2 separate regions of the Mus musculus genome follow, and region 1 is linked to region 2. Evidence: chromatin loops called from intact Hi-C (ENCODE). Cell type or tissue: heart. All regions are shown on one strand.

Region 1 (8,000 bases), 56 kb after region 2:
TGAACTTGAGATGACCTTCCTGCCTCAGCCTCCCAAATGCTAAGATTACATGTTTGACCTATTATACCCAGCCAAAACTTTAATTCTTAAAGAAATGAAGTGGGGTTTGGAAAAACTAGCTTACCACCACATAAGTGCCCAGGGGTTCAACCTGCTCTAACTCAGAATGGCCTTCCACCTAATCAGACAAGGTGCATTGACCTCTTGGCAGGTATGATATAGTGCCATACCAACCCCCTAGTAACATTTGCATAAAAAGAACATTTCCTGGTTTGATAAAACTGAGGTGAGTACAAAGTCCACAAGAGGCTGTTACTGTTGAAGTTCCTCTAGGTAATACCTTACTGCCTATGTGTTTACAGGGATGTAGAAAAGCAATGCCCACTTTCTCATCGTAGGGAAAGGTGTTTGATGGAGCAATTTACAGGTATTAGCTCAAAACAACAGAACTTACAGGTAGGGAATTTATTCTCGTCAGGGAAATTTCAAGGCTGTAATGAGATCAAAAAGGTAAACATAAGAATAAAGAGATATTCATATGAGCAGATTCACATTGCTCAACCTAGAGTAGGGGCATGGCATGGTTCTCATTGTAGCATATACAAGAATAGTGTTCTCTGATCTCAGGAGCGCCCCAGATCGAAAAAACCAACCCAACCCAAACCCCAAGATGTCTCCTACAATACATACATCCGTTCATTTAAGGCCTAACGTCAAAAAGGAGAGCAGGGGAAATTACAGCTAACCTAAAGGGGGGGAAGTCCTGCAAACTGCTGGTATGAAGCAGCACTCATTCCCAGTAGTGTTTCTAGCATCCGAGCAACTCAGCAGGCACAGCTAACTACAGAGCTCTAGTCCACTGTATGAAGAACGTTATTCAAAAATTAAGTTTTGACCAGGAGCAACAGCGCATACCTTTAACCCAGCACCCATGAGGCAGGCAGGCAAGCCAGGGCTTCAAAATGAGATTCCATATCAAAAGCTAACCAACAAGTTTCTTCCTTTTGGGAGGTTCTAGGGATTCACCCTGCCTGGGGCCTCACATACCACACGAGCACTCTATCACCGAGTTTGCACTTTATTTATTTATTTATTTATTTATTTATTAATTAATTATATGTAAGTACACTGCAGCTGTCTTCAGACACCAGAAGAGGGAGTCAGATCTCATTAGGGATGGTTGTGAGCCACCATGTGGTTGCTGGGATTTGAACTCGGGACCTTTGGAAGAGCAGTCGGGTGCTCTTTGCACTTTGAGACAGGATCTTACTACATTGCCCAGACAGGCCTTGAGTGTCTGATCCTTTCGCCTTAACTTCCCGAGTAGCTGAGACCGCAGGCCTGTGCCACTGGGCTTACTTAAGGAAAACTTTCCTTCTAAGTAGAAAATTTTAAAGTAACGAATACATACTTTTCTTTACTGTCCAAGGGCCCAGGAGAATCTAGACAGAAACCTTTGAGAAATAAAAACAAAATTCTTAGGAAGTAATACACATTCTGGTGTTAAGCAACATTTCCTAAGTGCACCCATGGATCCTCTATTTGCAAATACCATCAAGGGAAACAAGATTGAAGAGGCCAACTAATATCAAGATTGACTGATTTTTTTTTCCCCAGATAGTACTGACCCCTCTAAGTTTTTGTGGAGTTATTTTTTCAAATGTACTCATTTAGGGGTATGAAAAATACAACCAGGTAAGTTCAGTTCCAAGGGGCCAATCTGGTGTATATAGTGACACTGTGTCTTCAAAAAGTAGCGTTAGAGAGATGTTTCAGAAGAGCACAATTGCTCTTGTAGAGGACCTGAGTTCAATTCCCAGCCACCACATGCTAACGCCAGTAACTCAGTTCCAAGGGATCCGACACCCTCTCCTGGCCTTTGAGGAAAGTACACACCACATGCACACACGAGAGGCATGTGAGCCAACATCCACATATATAAAAGCACACATTAAAAAAAAAAAAAAGAAAAAAGAACTGGAATAAAGATTTGGCGCTTCTTCTCTTCATAAACTGTCTCAGGAGCTTCCTCTGTACTCTACTAAAGGGTGTTTGTCACTTCACACCACACCACACCACACCACAATTTCTATGTGTACTGTTGCCAATTAAATTCCTAGGCAAGATGCTTCCCGAATGGCTGACTCCAGATGAATGTGAAGGCTGAACGGACACCTGGAGTGGTCAGGGGGATGGATGGTGGCCCATGCCTTTAACCACAGCACTCAAGAGGCAAGAGGCCAATGTGATCTACATGGTGAGACCCTGTCTCAAAATAAATAAATTGATTTAATTAAATTCTTAAAAATAAGTGGCTTAGTGGTTAGTAGCACTTGGTGCTCCTGTAGAGGGGACAAATTCAGTTCCCAGCAGCCATATCAGGCAGCTCACAATGGCCTGTAACTCCAGCTCCAGCGGCTCTGATGCCTTCTGATCTAAACACACACGAGCACATACATAGACACACATGAACAGTAATGGCAATACCTGAATCGGTCGATTCTGAGGAGCCCATTCTCTGTAGACTGCTGTTATTTCTCACTTCCATTTTCTCACAGTCACTGAAACCAAGAGAGGCACCTCCACATGAGCAATTTCTAGCACATGATTAAAAAAAAGGTGACATACAGGCCACGAAGTAGCCAGGCTGCCACAAACCATCTTTGAGAGACCAAGCCAAGGACACCCCACTTGGCCACCCAGAATACCCCAGTTGGCATTTAAACAAAGAAAGGAGTGAGTGGTTTGGCCTTGGGCCACATTGTCAGACAGGCCTGTGGCAAGGGCTGGGTTTCCTTAAAGGAGAGCCTCAGTCTGAGGTTCTGAGTGAGCCAGGAGTAAGGGCAAAGGTGACTAGGCCAGGAGTCCCAGCTTTTCAGGGTTTGCAAAAGTTGTAAGACAAGTTTAGGAGGCGAAATACCCAACATCGAAGGAAAAGCAACTTCACTAAAAATAGTGTTAAGCATTTTTGTTAGTGATAGTGGTGTAGGACTACAAAGTCCTCGAAGATTTCCAATATGGAAAAGTTAGGTAAAAAGTGATAGCTTAAAAAAGGTAGTAGATGGGTAGATACAAGAAACGTGCCGGCCAGGTGGCTGCATAGATTTTACACAAATGCAAGAAAAGAAAATGCCACGTCCCTTTGTTGAGAAGGAACAAAGCTTACAGGAAACTAAGATCCGGCGCGGGTGGTTCAGCAAAGAGGGCCTAGGAGGACCCATTCTCACCCTCCCTCCCAACCCCCATAAGGGTAGATTCCAAAGACTTTTCTGGAATAGAGACAGCGTAGAGAGAAATCTGAAAGGGGTGAACAAGACAGGATGCCCAGCAGGCTTCCTCGATCTCCGCGGTCTGGCTCTTGGCTGAGGATAGCCCTGGACTATCCGAACGGCCTCTCCCGCCCAACATTCCGCCCGGGAGGGAGGGTGCACATGGCGGGCCCTAGCCAGGCCATTCCGGGTCGGAGCATCAGAACCAAGTGGACAGACTCTGTTTCCTGCTGGATCATCCCGAGGGCCGACCAGAGGCCAGCGGCCTGGGGCATCGCTCGCTGGTCTCTCACCTGCCCAGTCCTTCCAGCTGGTCCATGGTGACCGTCAGGTTGGTGACAGGGGACAGTCCGCCAGCAGCTGACGCGCCAAACAGCATCTTCCCCGTGGGCTGCGGCGCAGGCGTGGGGCTGCAAGCGAAGAACAGGCGGCGGCGGTGGGGGGGCTCCGGGCCCAGTTCCATGGCGCCGCCGGGCCTGCCCGGACTCCCGCTCCGTCTTCCTCCGCCTCCGCTGCGCCGGGCCCCGCCCCGCTGGCACCGGCTTCAGCCGCGTGCCACGCCACCAGCGCCCGCGGGTCAAACACAAACACGACCCCGCGGTTCAGAGACGCGGCCGCCACGGGCAGCGGCGCGGACCGGCGAGCGTAGGGGACTCGGCAGGCGCCAGGCACAAGCACCGGTGCTTCCCTCTCTGTCCCGCGAGGCCCGCAGGCGGGCGGGCGCCTGCAACCTCAAGATTAAATCCAAACAAACTCCGTGGAGGAAGAGTCTTGAGACCACCGCTCCGACTAACTCGCCTCACTTTTTTTCTCCCTCCTTGCTCCGTAGCCGGCTCGCAGAGAAGGAACCTTCACTTCCCTCACCACCAAAGTGGCCTTAGCGTTAATTGCTGCACACTCAGGATAGCCGCCGCCCCGCCCCTTTCCTAGTTGGCGCCAAACGGAATTCACCAATCAGGAAGCAAACTTCTCCTCGCTCCCGAATGACAGCTGAGCCGGACCAATGAGAAGGAAAGGAGGAAGCGTCTCGTGGGCCTCCTCGAGGTCACGCCCTCTCTCGGTGGGGGCGAAGCCTGAAGAGTTGGGAGGTGGCTGAAATGAGAAAGGAGTCAATGAAACTTTCTGTGGGGGCGCTAGTCCCTACCGAAAGGCCCCGCTCTTTTTCAGTTGCATGCTGGGTAGTGTAGTTCCTACAGCGTGTGCTACACACCTGTCTGAGCTACTGAGCATAGTGCTGTGCACTTTTTTTTTTTTTTTTTTTTTTTTTTTTTTTTTTTTTAGGAGACAGAGAGACTAGGGAAGGCCATCTGGACCAGGCGTTGGCTCTTCTCTAACTGTGTGGTACAGTACCATGGATCCTGGATCCCTCTTTTCCTTCACAGGACTTCAGGCTCTGATTTTGTCTTTCTTTTTTTCTTTTTCGAGACTGGGTTTCTCTGTGTAGCCCTAGCTGTCCTCGAACCCGCTCTGTAGACCAGTCTGGCCTCGAATTCAGATCGATCTGCCTCTGTCTCTGCCTCTCGAATGCTGAAATTAAAGGCATGTGCCACCATTCCTGCTCCAGACTCTGATTAATTAATTTAATTAATTTTTGAAATAGGGACTTTTTTTTTTAATAGCCCGGGCTGAAACAGGAGTAGTTGAGAGCTATGATCCACAGATAGCAAGCAGAGAGAAGGGGGTGGGGGGAGGTGGGATGGAGAAAGGAAGAGGGAGAGGGAGGGAGGGAGGGAGGGAGGGAGGGAGGAAGAGAGAGAGAGAGAGAGAGAGAGAGAGAGAGAGAGAGAGAGAGAGAGAGAGAGAGACTTTGCCTGGTGTGGGTTTTTAAGAACTCAAAACCCACTCCCATCTACACACCTGTTCCAACAAGGCCACACCTTCTCTAAAATCCCTCCCAAACAGTTGGGGATCAAGCATTCAATCATATGAGCCCATGGGAGCCATTCAAATCACTGTAAAAGTACTAGGCAACATTTAGTGTTTATGTACATGACAGTGTTTCATGTGTGATAACTCTACTAGTGTACTTAATCTTTACAAGTCTTACATCACAAAAATAATTCCAGGAGGGACCAGAGTGAAGGGAAGGTAGTTACTTTATTCACTATTTAGATGAATAACCATTATATCACAAGACATGGTTATGGGCTTCTTAAGTATCTTCACTATGGCCATATTTGTGATTCCATATATTTTTCTTTTGAGACAGGGTCCCGTGCAGTCAGGCTGGCTTTGGACTCTCTATAGTCAAGGATGGCCTTGAATTTGATCTCCCAGTTCACCACTGAACTTAGTTTTGTGCTTGTTAGGTAAACACTTCTAAGTAAGCTACATCCCACCCTACCCCCATTGAGCTTCCCCAGTTACATTGCTCAAAGGATGTAATTTGAGCTGGGGAAGGTGAGAAATACCTGCAACTACAGAATGTGGGAGTTGGAAGCAGAAATTTAAAGTCACCTTCAGCTGCACAGGGAGTTCTAGGCCAGGTGGGGCTACTTAAGGCCCTTCTCAAAAAACAAGCAACACCAAAAAAAAAAAAAAAAAAAAAATGTAAAGCGGGGCGTGGTGGCGCACTCCTTTAGTCCCAGCACTCGAGAGGCAGAGGCAGGCGGATTTCTGAGTTCGAGGCCAGCCTGGTCTACAAAGTGAGTTCCAGGACAGCCAGGGCTATACAGAGAAACCCTGTCTCGAAAAACCAAAAAACAAAAAAAAAAAACAAAAAAACAAAAAAACAAAAAAAAGAAAAGAAAAGAAAAGAAAACAACAACAACAACAAACCTAAGCAACAACAACATTAAAAAAAAAGTCTTGGAGCTGATAAGATGTCTCAACAGGTGAAGATGCCTGTGAGCCAAACCTGATCTTTATTTTTCGAGACAGGGTTTCTCTGTATCGCCCTGGCTGTCCTGGAACTCACTCTGTAGACCAGGCTGGCCTCGAACTCAGAAATCCCCCTGCCTCTGCTTCCTTAGTACTAGGATTAAAAGTGCGCACAACCACTGCCCCATCAATGTGTAAAGATCAAACAAAATTGAAGTAACACGATATGAGTTGGCTTGCTTATTTCTCTTAAAGGTTTTCTCTTGTAAACGAAGTTGCAAGGGAGCTTGTACAAGGCCACAAACTTTCTGGCCCTGAGTAAGCAGAGCTGCTATTTCAGTGTTCTTCATATTTGTTGCTTGTTAGTGGTACTGAGGGTGAGTTTATTTTTAAGAGTTTTTATTATTATTTATGTATGTATATGTGTGTCTGTGTATGTGCAAGTGCCTGATAAAGCCAGATGCATGTCCCATCCCTCAGAGCTCCCATTACAGGTAGTTCACAGCGACCTGATATTTGTGCTAGGTGTTGAACTTGGGTCCTCTGTAGAAACAGTACCTGCCCTTAACCCCTGAGCCATCTCTGCTGTGGTGGACAGTCTTTTCAGACAGAGTTTCTTGTATCCCAGTCCCTGGCCTCATGGCCTAAAATAGTTTTGAACTCTGGTTTTATGGATGCCTGTTCCCAAGAGCAGGGACTATAGGAATGTGCCACCATCTCCAATGTAGACTGGGGTCACACAAAAATAATATAGACACTATCTCAACCTAGCTGTCTTGCTTTTTTTCCCCACACATCATATATATTAGAGATGGTTTGATTTCAGCAGATAAGTGGCTAACAGTTTGGAAAGACAGATTGTTTTTGTTTCATGCTAATTTGATCGGAGGTCACATGCTAAACTCTACATTCCACTGAGCTGCCTTCCCAATCCAGCTCAAAGAAAAGGGTTGGTTTGTTTTGTTTTTGTTTTTCAAAGGGTCTTGATATGGAGTTCTGGCTCCTTTAGAAGTTATGTAAAGCAGGCTGGCCTAGAACTCACAGAAATTCACCTACCTCTGCCTCTGTAGTGCTTGCACTAAAGGAATGGTCCACCACAAGCAGGTTTTAAAAGTTCACAGTTTTGAATTAGGCAGAGTGGCGTCCACCTGCAGTCTGAGCACTTGGGAGGTAGAAGGGGGAACTAGGAGAATAATGCATTTGAAGTCACCCTGGGCTATACAGTAAGCCCAAGAGACCCTGCCTCAGAAGGAAAGGAAGTCCCCGCCCTCTCCTTAGACATTCTGGTCCTCTGGGTTAGTTTGGGTCCCACCTGAGATTTATATAATTAAAAAATTCTCTAGATTATTTGAAACAGCTAGGTTTGGGGACTACTGACCTGACTTTTTCATTTTGCTTTTTATTTTGCCCTACCTTCTCTGGATCTTGCTATATATAGCCCAGGCTGGCTTCAACTTTGCAACAATTCTCCTGCCTCTAGCTCCCAAATCCTGGCATTACAAACATGAATCACCATGCCCAGCGAGACCCCAGGATTTAATTATATTAATTAAATGGTAGTTGTATTGGTTGTTATGAGTAATAAGTTTTGTAGATGGTATTTGGGGAACAGGCCATCTGCTCTGTAGATACAAAACTATGGCTTGTATTTCAAAGGGAATAGGAATTCATTCTGGAGCCAGAGATGAGTGACCATGGCCCAGAAACACAGATTCAGGCTACCCCAAACACCCAACACTTTCACTGATAACACAAAGAAAATTATAATCAAGGTACTTTAAAAATACATTAGCGGTTGGGCCTGGTGGTACAATCCTCTATCTAATCTCAGAACTCAGAAGACAGAGGCAGGAGGAAGCCAGTTTGGTCTACACAGTGAGTTCCAGGACACCCAGGAGTAGAGAGATAGAC
Region 2 (8,000 bases):
TATAATACCAAAGCTGAATGCTGATATAGAACTGTGATATTCCCAAGCAAGAAGATGGCTTTAGTCCAGGAGCTTTTAGACCAGCCTGGGCAACACAAGACCCCAATCTCAGCGGAAAAAAGAAAATCCAGGTGCTTCCTTCAGTTGTCAGCAAACAATAGAAAATACTTTAATATAAAATGTAACCTTATTTGTATATTTGAGATTTTACCATACGCATACTGTTAAACATATGAATGGATTTGTTTTTCAACCTGAAAAGGGAAAATATTGGGAACATACCCCAATCTAGGTACAGTAAGCATATGCTTATAATCCTAACATTTGAAAAGCTTAAGCACAGCCAGGTAGTGGTGGTTCATGCCTTTAATCCTAGCATTCAGGAGACAGAAGCAAGTGGATCTCTGAGTTCTCGGCCAACCTGGTCTACAGAGCTCCAGAACAGCCAGGGAGGGCTACAGAGACAAACCCTGTCTTGGAGTGGGGTATACATGGACACACATCGGTGGTGAATGCTTTTTAATCTAACTAAGGCAGCAGGTGAATCTCTGAATTCAATGCCAGCCTGGTCTACAAATGGAGTTCTAGAATAGCCAGGGCTCAAAAAAACAAAAACAAAAGAACAAAAAAATAAAGGAATATGGATGAAGAGGATTGCTCTGAGCTCAGCTAAGGCCCAGGCCAGACTACATAGTAAAGTTCCAGGCCAGCCTGGGCTACAGAAAAAACCTTGTCTCCAAAAGTCTACAAAACAGGAGCACGGGAAATGGCTCAGAGGTTAAGACCAATTGTTGCTCTAGCAGAAGGCCCAGATTGGTTCCCAACACTCACATAGTAGCTCAGAGCCATTCCTGCCTTAAGGGATCCAACCCCTTCTCCTTACTTCCACGGGCACTAAACACGGTGCACATACAGAGGCAAAACACTCATGCATAAAATAAATAAACATAAAATAAAATTTTAAAAAATAATACAAGTCTCTAGCGGCAAGGCAGGGGCATCTCTGTGGGTTCAAGGACAGCCAGAGCGAGAGAGACCCTGTCTCTGACTCAAAAAAAGAAAAGAAAAAAAGCAAGATATAATAGTGAGAAGACCTGACAGCTCCGCCCAGCTCAGCAGATAAAAGCACTTGCTGCCAAGTCTGAATTTGAGTTCAATACCCAAACCCCAGGTAAATAGAGACTGACTCCCAAAGTTGTCCTCTGACCTCCACACTCATACGCACGTGCACACATACACGCACATACACACACATACACACACACACACACACACACACACACACACAGTAAATGTAAAAATAAGTAAAATATTAATCCCAGCACTTGGGAGGCAGAGGCAGGCGGATTTCTGAGTTCAAGGCCAGCCTGGTCTACAAAGTGAGTTCCAGGACAGCCAGGGCTGTACAGAGAAACCCTGTCTTGAAAAACCAAAAAAAAAAAAAAAAAAAAAAGAAAAAGAAAAAAAAGTAAAATAAATACAATAAGAGACACACCCTTGCATTTTCATTGCCCTCATTGTAATACTATAATCAACTGGTTTACTGATTAGGCTACCAAGAACAATGGAGGTGTTTTTGGGCCAGTGGATAATTAAATCCAATTGTGTACAAGGCATCAATACTTCAACAAGTACTGAAACCTGACTCATAAATCTCTGCTGAGTGTGTTTCCATCAGTATATCCCCCCCCCCTTTTTTTTCTTTTTTTTTTGGTTTTTCGAGACAAGGTTCCTTTGTGTAGCCCTAGCTATCCTGAAACTCACTCTGTAGACCAGCCTGGCCTCAAATTCAGAAATCCACCTGCCTCTGTCTCCCAAGTGCTGGAATTAAAGGTGTGCGCCACCACTGCCTGGCAAGTATATTCGCTTTCATTTAAAAAGCCCCTGGAAGGGCTGGCGAGATGCCTCAGAGATTAAGAGCACTGATTGCTCTTCCAAAGGTCCTGAGTTCACAATCCCAGCAACCACCCGTAAAGAGATCTGATGCCCTCTTCTGCTGGGTATGAAGTCAGTTACAGTGTACCTATGTATAATGATAAATAAATCTTTGAGCCAGAGCAAGCAGGGACTGGGTGAGAGGGGCTGACCAGAGAGCAAGCAGTGTTAACCCGAGCGAGCAGAGGTCCTAAAAAGAAAAAAAAATTCATTTGCCAATAACCACATGAAGGCTCATAACCACATGTACAGCTACATAAATCCTTTTTTTTGTAAACCCCTGAAAGATGGTAGGTACTAGCTCAAAAAGCAATAGTTTTAATTACTTTAAGCTAAGTGTAAAACGAGATTATGACTGACTTAAAAATATCAGCTTTGAAGGAAATGGTATGGACCATCAGACTCCATCAATTGAAAAGCCATGAACATATTCCCCAAAGTGGAGAAAAAGTTACAAAGTTGCAAGTACCTGCATCATAGTACAGACAGATCCAGCCTCTTGCTTAGCAACTGCAGTGTTGTCTACAAAACACTCAGCCTGTCATAGTCAGGGCATGACAACTGTTCACCCTAAATCCATGTGCTCAGCTTGGATTCAGGATTGATTTATAAAAATAGCTGCTGCTGCTGGTCTTTGAATCTCTGCGCTGATGACTGGGCAGTGTTACCCTATAGGCCTAGAGCAGCTGTATTTCCCTTACCACACCCATCGCTCTGCCTACCCAGCCAAGCTGCCGGCAACCGCCCCCCTCCCGTTTGTCACCCTCCCACCCCCACCCCCCAACTCTACACCATACTATTCTCCCTCCTCCTGGGCTGAGTGAGCAAATTACAAGCACAAATATCCCCTGATGCAATGCCACAACCATCCCTGGGAAAGAGCAGAGGCAGTTGCCAAAAGCGCAGCAGTAGGAAAACGGGCGGGAGACACTCGCAGGGAGCAAGAAACACTGCAGAGGCCCTGGGGAGAAATTCTGTAACTGGACCAGCGGAGGGCAAGGAGAAAGGGGGATTCCAGCAAAAGGCTGGGTAACACTAATCTTGCCTGAGAAGTACAGGCTACAACTCCGCTCCAGGAGGGGGCGAGTTCTGGATTCCTAAAACACAAACCTGTGGGGAAATCAGCCTCTTCCCCTAAAGACCAAATGCATTTAATCTACACAATCCAAGAGATAAGCAAACCCTCCCCAAAACGCCCAGGAGGCAATCTCAAGTAAAGTTGAGTTCCGACAGTAACAGTCCAAAAGAGCTCGTCCCGGGTGCTAAAATAAACCACAATCTCTGCTCCGAGTAACGTTTCCGACAGCCGCTGCTAGCCCTGGTCCCTGTTTCCGGACTCCGCACCCTTAACGTGACCCCTTTTGCATTCCCGAAGCCAGACACTAGATGCGCGTCAGTCCCCAAAGTGTGCGGGACCCACGCACACAAGGGCTCGAGTTGGATTCTCCAGACCACCCCTCGGCCCCACCCATAACCCCCAGAAGGGACACGCAGAGCTCGCCTCAGTCCCCACATACACGGACGCCCCTCCTGAAGCCTGGAGAAACGACCCCGGCGTCCTTCTGCATCCCGAACCCCACCCAAGGGCCCAGGCTGCAGTCGACCCTCAGTGTCCCGGCTCAGCACATGCCCAGCCTGAGGCAAGCCCCTCGGCTCCACAACCTCCGAAGCCCTGATACAAAATCTCTCCGCCCGCCTCGCCCCCTACGGTCCCCTCAGAAGGCGTCTCAGAAACTCCGAAGGTCACGCCCGCAGGCCCCCCACCAGGCCCCCTCTCTCAACCACCCCGGCGTCCCGTAGGCGGACAGCCACCGCCCTTCCCCGCCTCGGGAGGGACCTGCGGGGTCCCCGGCGGCCACCGCGAGAACCTGGGCGGGAGTCGTGGAGGTTAGTGAGGAGGCCGACCCTCCGATCTCAATCACAGCCGCACCTACCCGCCGCCGCCGCCGAGCCCAAGCCGGAGCCGCAGGAAGCCGGGAGAGGGCAGAGAGGAGCCGGGAGCAGCCGGGAGGAGCCGCAGAAGCCACAGACCTAGCCGGAGGGGCGGGGCACAGGGAGGTGGCCGCTTCCTCGTCGCCCTCTTGAAGGCCGGCACGAAGGCGGAGCGTGCTCGCCGTCAGCGGGTGCCGCCCCAGCCAATGGGCGCCACCGAAGGGCGGGCCGAGGCGCCGCGAACCAATCCACGCCGGCCCCTACTCCTCGCCCTCTCCGTGGAAGCAGCACGAGTGGCGGACCGTTGGCGCGGCGCGCGTCGGGGGTCTAGACTGCGGCCTCCCGCCCGCGGATGCCTCAGCGAATGGCGAGGCTCAGGCCGCCTCCGCCGTTCTGAGAGGGCCGCCGCTTCCTTTTCCAGCAGAAAGGATGCTAGTGTCAGGCGCACGCGCCTGCGTACGGGTGGGCCTGAGTGGGCCCCGCCGGCCCTGACTGGTGGGCTCTATGATGTAATCTGGGAGGGGCGGGGGCGGGGCCTTGGGTTCACTGCTAACCGCGAGGAACTGACTGGGAGCTGAGGGCGCAGCTCATAGTAGCTGCCTGAAACGTGGCTGGACCAAGTTGAGAAGGAACATTGTTGAATGCAAAACTGATTATATGGGGCCGGGCGTGGTGGCGCACGCCTTTAATCCCAGCACTCGGGAGGCAGAGGCAGGCGGATTTCTGAGTTCGAGGCCAGCCTGGTCTACAAAGTAAGGTCCAGGACAGCCAGGGCTCTACAGAGAAACCCTGTCTCGAAAAACAAACAAACAAACAAGAAAAAACTGATTATATAATTGGGAGTGTATTTAGTAACTTAAATAATTTCATGTTTCTTTTAGTTTTTTTCTTTTTTCAACGTAGTTACTTGAAAACTTAAAGATCACCTTTGTTCTGTTTTGGGTTTTTTGCACAGTGCCTCCCACCATAGCGCAGGCTGGCCTGAAATTCACTTTGCATCACCCACCTCCCTCAGAGTGATGGCAATCCCTCAGCCTCAGCCTCCTGAGTGTTGAGATTACAAATTTGAGCCGCCATACACAGCTAAAATTACCTCCTCCTACTCTCCTCTCCCCGCCCCCCTCCTCTAGAGTGTCACTACGGTCACATTATATTGCCTGTGCATAGTACTGGTCCAGAAGAAATAGTGATACCCAACTCCTTTATGCTTATTCCATGATCCACATATCTTAATCATCACAAGAGCCCTACATGGTTAATATATCCTCAGTGCCCTTTGTAGTTTTAGTTATGAGCCTTATCTTTAATAGTTTAATTTTCTCTCCAGCACTCCTCATTCTCATTATGTTAACAGGCAAGTTTAGTAACACCACAGTGTCAACAAGACAATGTTTGGCTAGTGGGGCTTTAACTTCAGTAGCCAGGTGCTAGGATTGTAAACTCAGGCATATAGGGGTTACCAGGAGAACTTGGTTAGGAAGTACAGCTGTGCTTTTGTAGCCTTAGGAAAGGTAAGCCTCAGTTTCCTCGTTTATGAAAATTAGATAATAGTCACTCTCAATAAAGTTACTAATAGGATGCCAAAGGTAAAATACCATATTCCCGATGAAGTCTCAGCATGGCTAAACAAATTATGTAAACCTGTGGAAGACTTCTAAACCTTTCTGTATCGATATTGTGTAACAGTTTCCTCCAAGATTGGAACTTTCCATTAAGCAGGAAGGCCCTGAAACCATCTAGTTTTACTAGGCTACTTCCTGCCAGAGTTCAGCGTCCCTCTCAGAAAAGAAGACCTACGCAGTAAAGAAGATTCTCAGAAGAGCAAAAGTTGCAGACTCTTAAGACCAGACCAGCTGCCTGAGAGAAGCAGAGACCAGCCAAGCCGCCTGGAAGAGGTTTAGACCAGCCTTACTTACTCAACCCATTGAGTGGCCTGCAGGCTATGCAGTGTGCCCCAGTTTTCCCAATTTGTGAGTTGTTACCAGTATTGGGGTGGGCCTTGGTGATTCAGCTGTCTTTGAGTCATTTCTGCTACTGTCAGTAACCCCTCACTCATATTTCATCATAGTACTGAAGGTAGCCCCAATAAAACTAATTGGTTCACCAAGCTGGGCTTTGGTTTGTCATGAGTTTCCTCTCTGGGATAAGTAGACTTCTGTATTGCATTTCCCCAGGGAAAGTTTTGTCACACAATACTCATTCATTTAAGCAGTAAATGGAGATGATGATAATATACATGAGATCCATATTAGTAACTGTCCTAAAGTACATACATAGTTACTTACGATTTAGTAGACATAGTTTACTGTTAAAGCCATAGTAACTGGAGAAATGGGTCAGCGGTTAAGAGCACTGACTGGTTTTCTAGAGGTCCTGAGTTCAATTCCCAGCCACAACATGGTGGCTCAAAACCATCTGTCATGGAAATTGATGCCCTCTTCTGGTGTGTCGTGTGTCTGAAGACAGCTACAATGTGCTCATATATATTAAATCATATTTTAAAAAATCATAGTAACTAACCTAATGTAACAATACACACCTTTAATCCCAGCACTTGAGAGGCAGAGGCAGGCAGATCTCTGTGAGCTCAAGTTCAGCCTGATTTACACAGCTTATTCCATGCAAGCCAGAGAGATGGTGAGAGCCTATCTCAAAAAAATTTTAGGGCTGGGGAGATGGCGTAGCGGGTAAGAGCACTGACTGCTTGCTCTCCTAGAGGTCCTGAGTTCAAATCCCAGCAACCACATGGTGGCTCACAACCATCTATAATGAGATCTGACATCCTCTTTGGTGCATCTGAAGACATCTACAGTGTAGTTAGATATAATAAATAAATCTTTTAAAATTTTTTTTAATTAATTAAAAAAAAAAAAACCTAAGAGAGCAAAAGGATGCCCTGGCATTGTGTGCTGAGGCAATTGGATACCAAGTTAAGGTCAACTAGGCCACCTAAGGTCAAGAACAGCCTGAGCCATATAATGAGACTGTGTCTTTTTTGTTTTGAGTTTTGTTTTGTGTTTTGTTTTTTCGAAACAGGGTTTCTCTATATTACAGCCTTGACTGTCCTAGAATTCTTTGTAAACCTTGCTGGCCTCAGACTCTCAGAGATCCACCTGATTCTGCTTCCCAGATGATGGGGTTAGCCCAGCTGAGACTGTCTCTGTAAAAATAATAATAATAATAAGCTGTGTGGTGATGGTGCAGGACCTTAATACCAGCCCTCAGAAGGCAGAGGCAGAGGACCTTAATACCAGCACTCAGAAGGCAGAGACAGGGGCAGGAGCAGGGACAGGCAGCCTACAAAGTAATTTCCAGGATAGCCAGGACTACACAGAAAAACCCTGTCTCCAAGAAGCAAAACAACAATAATAAGAGTCCAGTGGTCCGTGCTTGTAATTCCATTATTTGGTAAGTGGGAGTTGGAGGATCAGGAGTTCAAGGCCAGCCTGGGATACATGAGACCCTATATCAAATAAACAAAAAAAGTAAAGGTTTTGTGGGAAAGATACAGAACTATAAATAGATAACCATAGAAAGACCATTAATACAACCCAGAAAAGCAAAATATCTGTTATAGATTGCACAGCTGTTATTTAGTGAATCAGAAACCTTGAGCAGGGACTGGAGAGATGGCTCAGTGTTTGAGAGCACTGACTGCTCTTCTACAGGCATCCTGAGTTCAACTCCCAGCAACCACATGGTGGCTCACAACCATCTGTAATGAGATCTGATGCCCTATCCTGGTGTGTCTGAAGAGATCGACAGTGTACTCATATACCTAAAATAATTAAGATAAATCTTTAAAAAACAAAAAAAATATAACCCAGCACTTGGAAGATGCAGATAGGAGAACCAACTGTTCAAGGACAAGTTTGACAACACAGCTCAAGAGACCAAAACAAAACAAAAGAACAAAAGGCAATTCAGTTACCTTTCCTCTACATGTCTGAAATGGAAATAAGGTTATAATGCCAGAAGCATTTTAAAACAAGCCAGAAGCGACAGACAAGGGTGAGGAGGTAGACTGAAAAGAAGCTAGGTCCCTAAGGTGGCTCTAGATTGCCTGTAAAGTAGAAAACCTCTTGCTAATCCTAATTACAGACCTGTAATTATAACTACTCGTGAGATTGAGG

The links. A loop is a pair of places that touch in the nucleus more often than their neighbours do. Peaks named below come from ENCODE experiments on the same cell type or tissue, not always from the same donor. Only the 100,000 strongest peaks of a DNase experiment are listed, where the experiment ranks them.
Region 1: a loop joins it to region 2, with 3 times the contacts of the local background. A loop is called at or near these places in 2 of 42 quality-filtered maps.

Annotation. Positions count from the first base shown.
Region 1 is chr9:109,871,722-109,879,721 of GRCm38, reverse strand. It overlaps Cdc25a (cell division cycle 25A), which reads right to left and starts at 4,143. Exons shown (of 15, transcript NM_007658.3): 1 at 3,563-4,143; 2 at 2,488-2,561; 3 at 1,412-1,454; 4 at 455-491. The coding sequence starts at 3,732. In heart, a CTCF peak has its summit at 4,385; a DNase peak (open chromatin) is centred at 4,271; H3K4me3 peaks cover 3,140 bases; H3K27ac peaks cover 2,387 bases.
Region 2 is chr9:109,927,810-109,935,809 of GRCm38, reverse strand. Map4 (microtubule-associated protein 4) reads right to left here and starts at 4,036. Exons shown (of 19, transcript NM_001205330.1): 1 at 3,870-4,036. In heart, CTCF peaks have their summits at 2,973 (motif pointing right) and 3,916 (motif pointing right); DNase peaks (open chromatin) are centred at 2,749, 3,369 and 4,139; H3K4me3 peaks cover 3,056 bases; H3K27ac peaks cover 2,600 bases.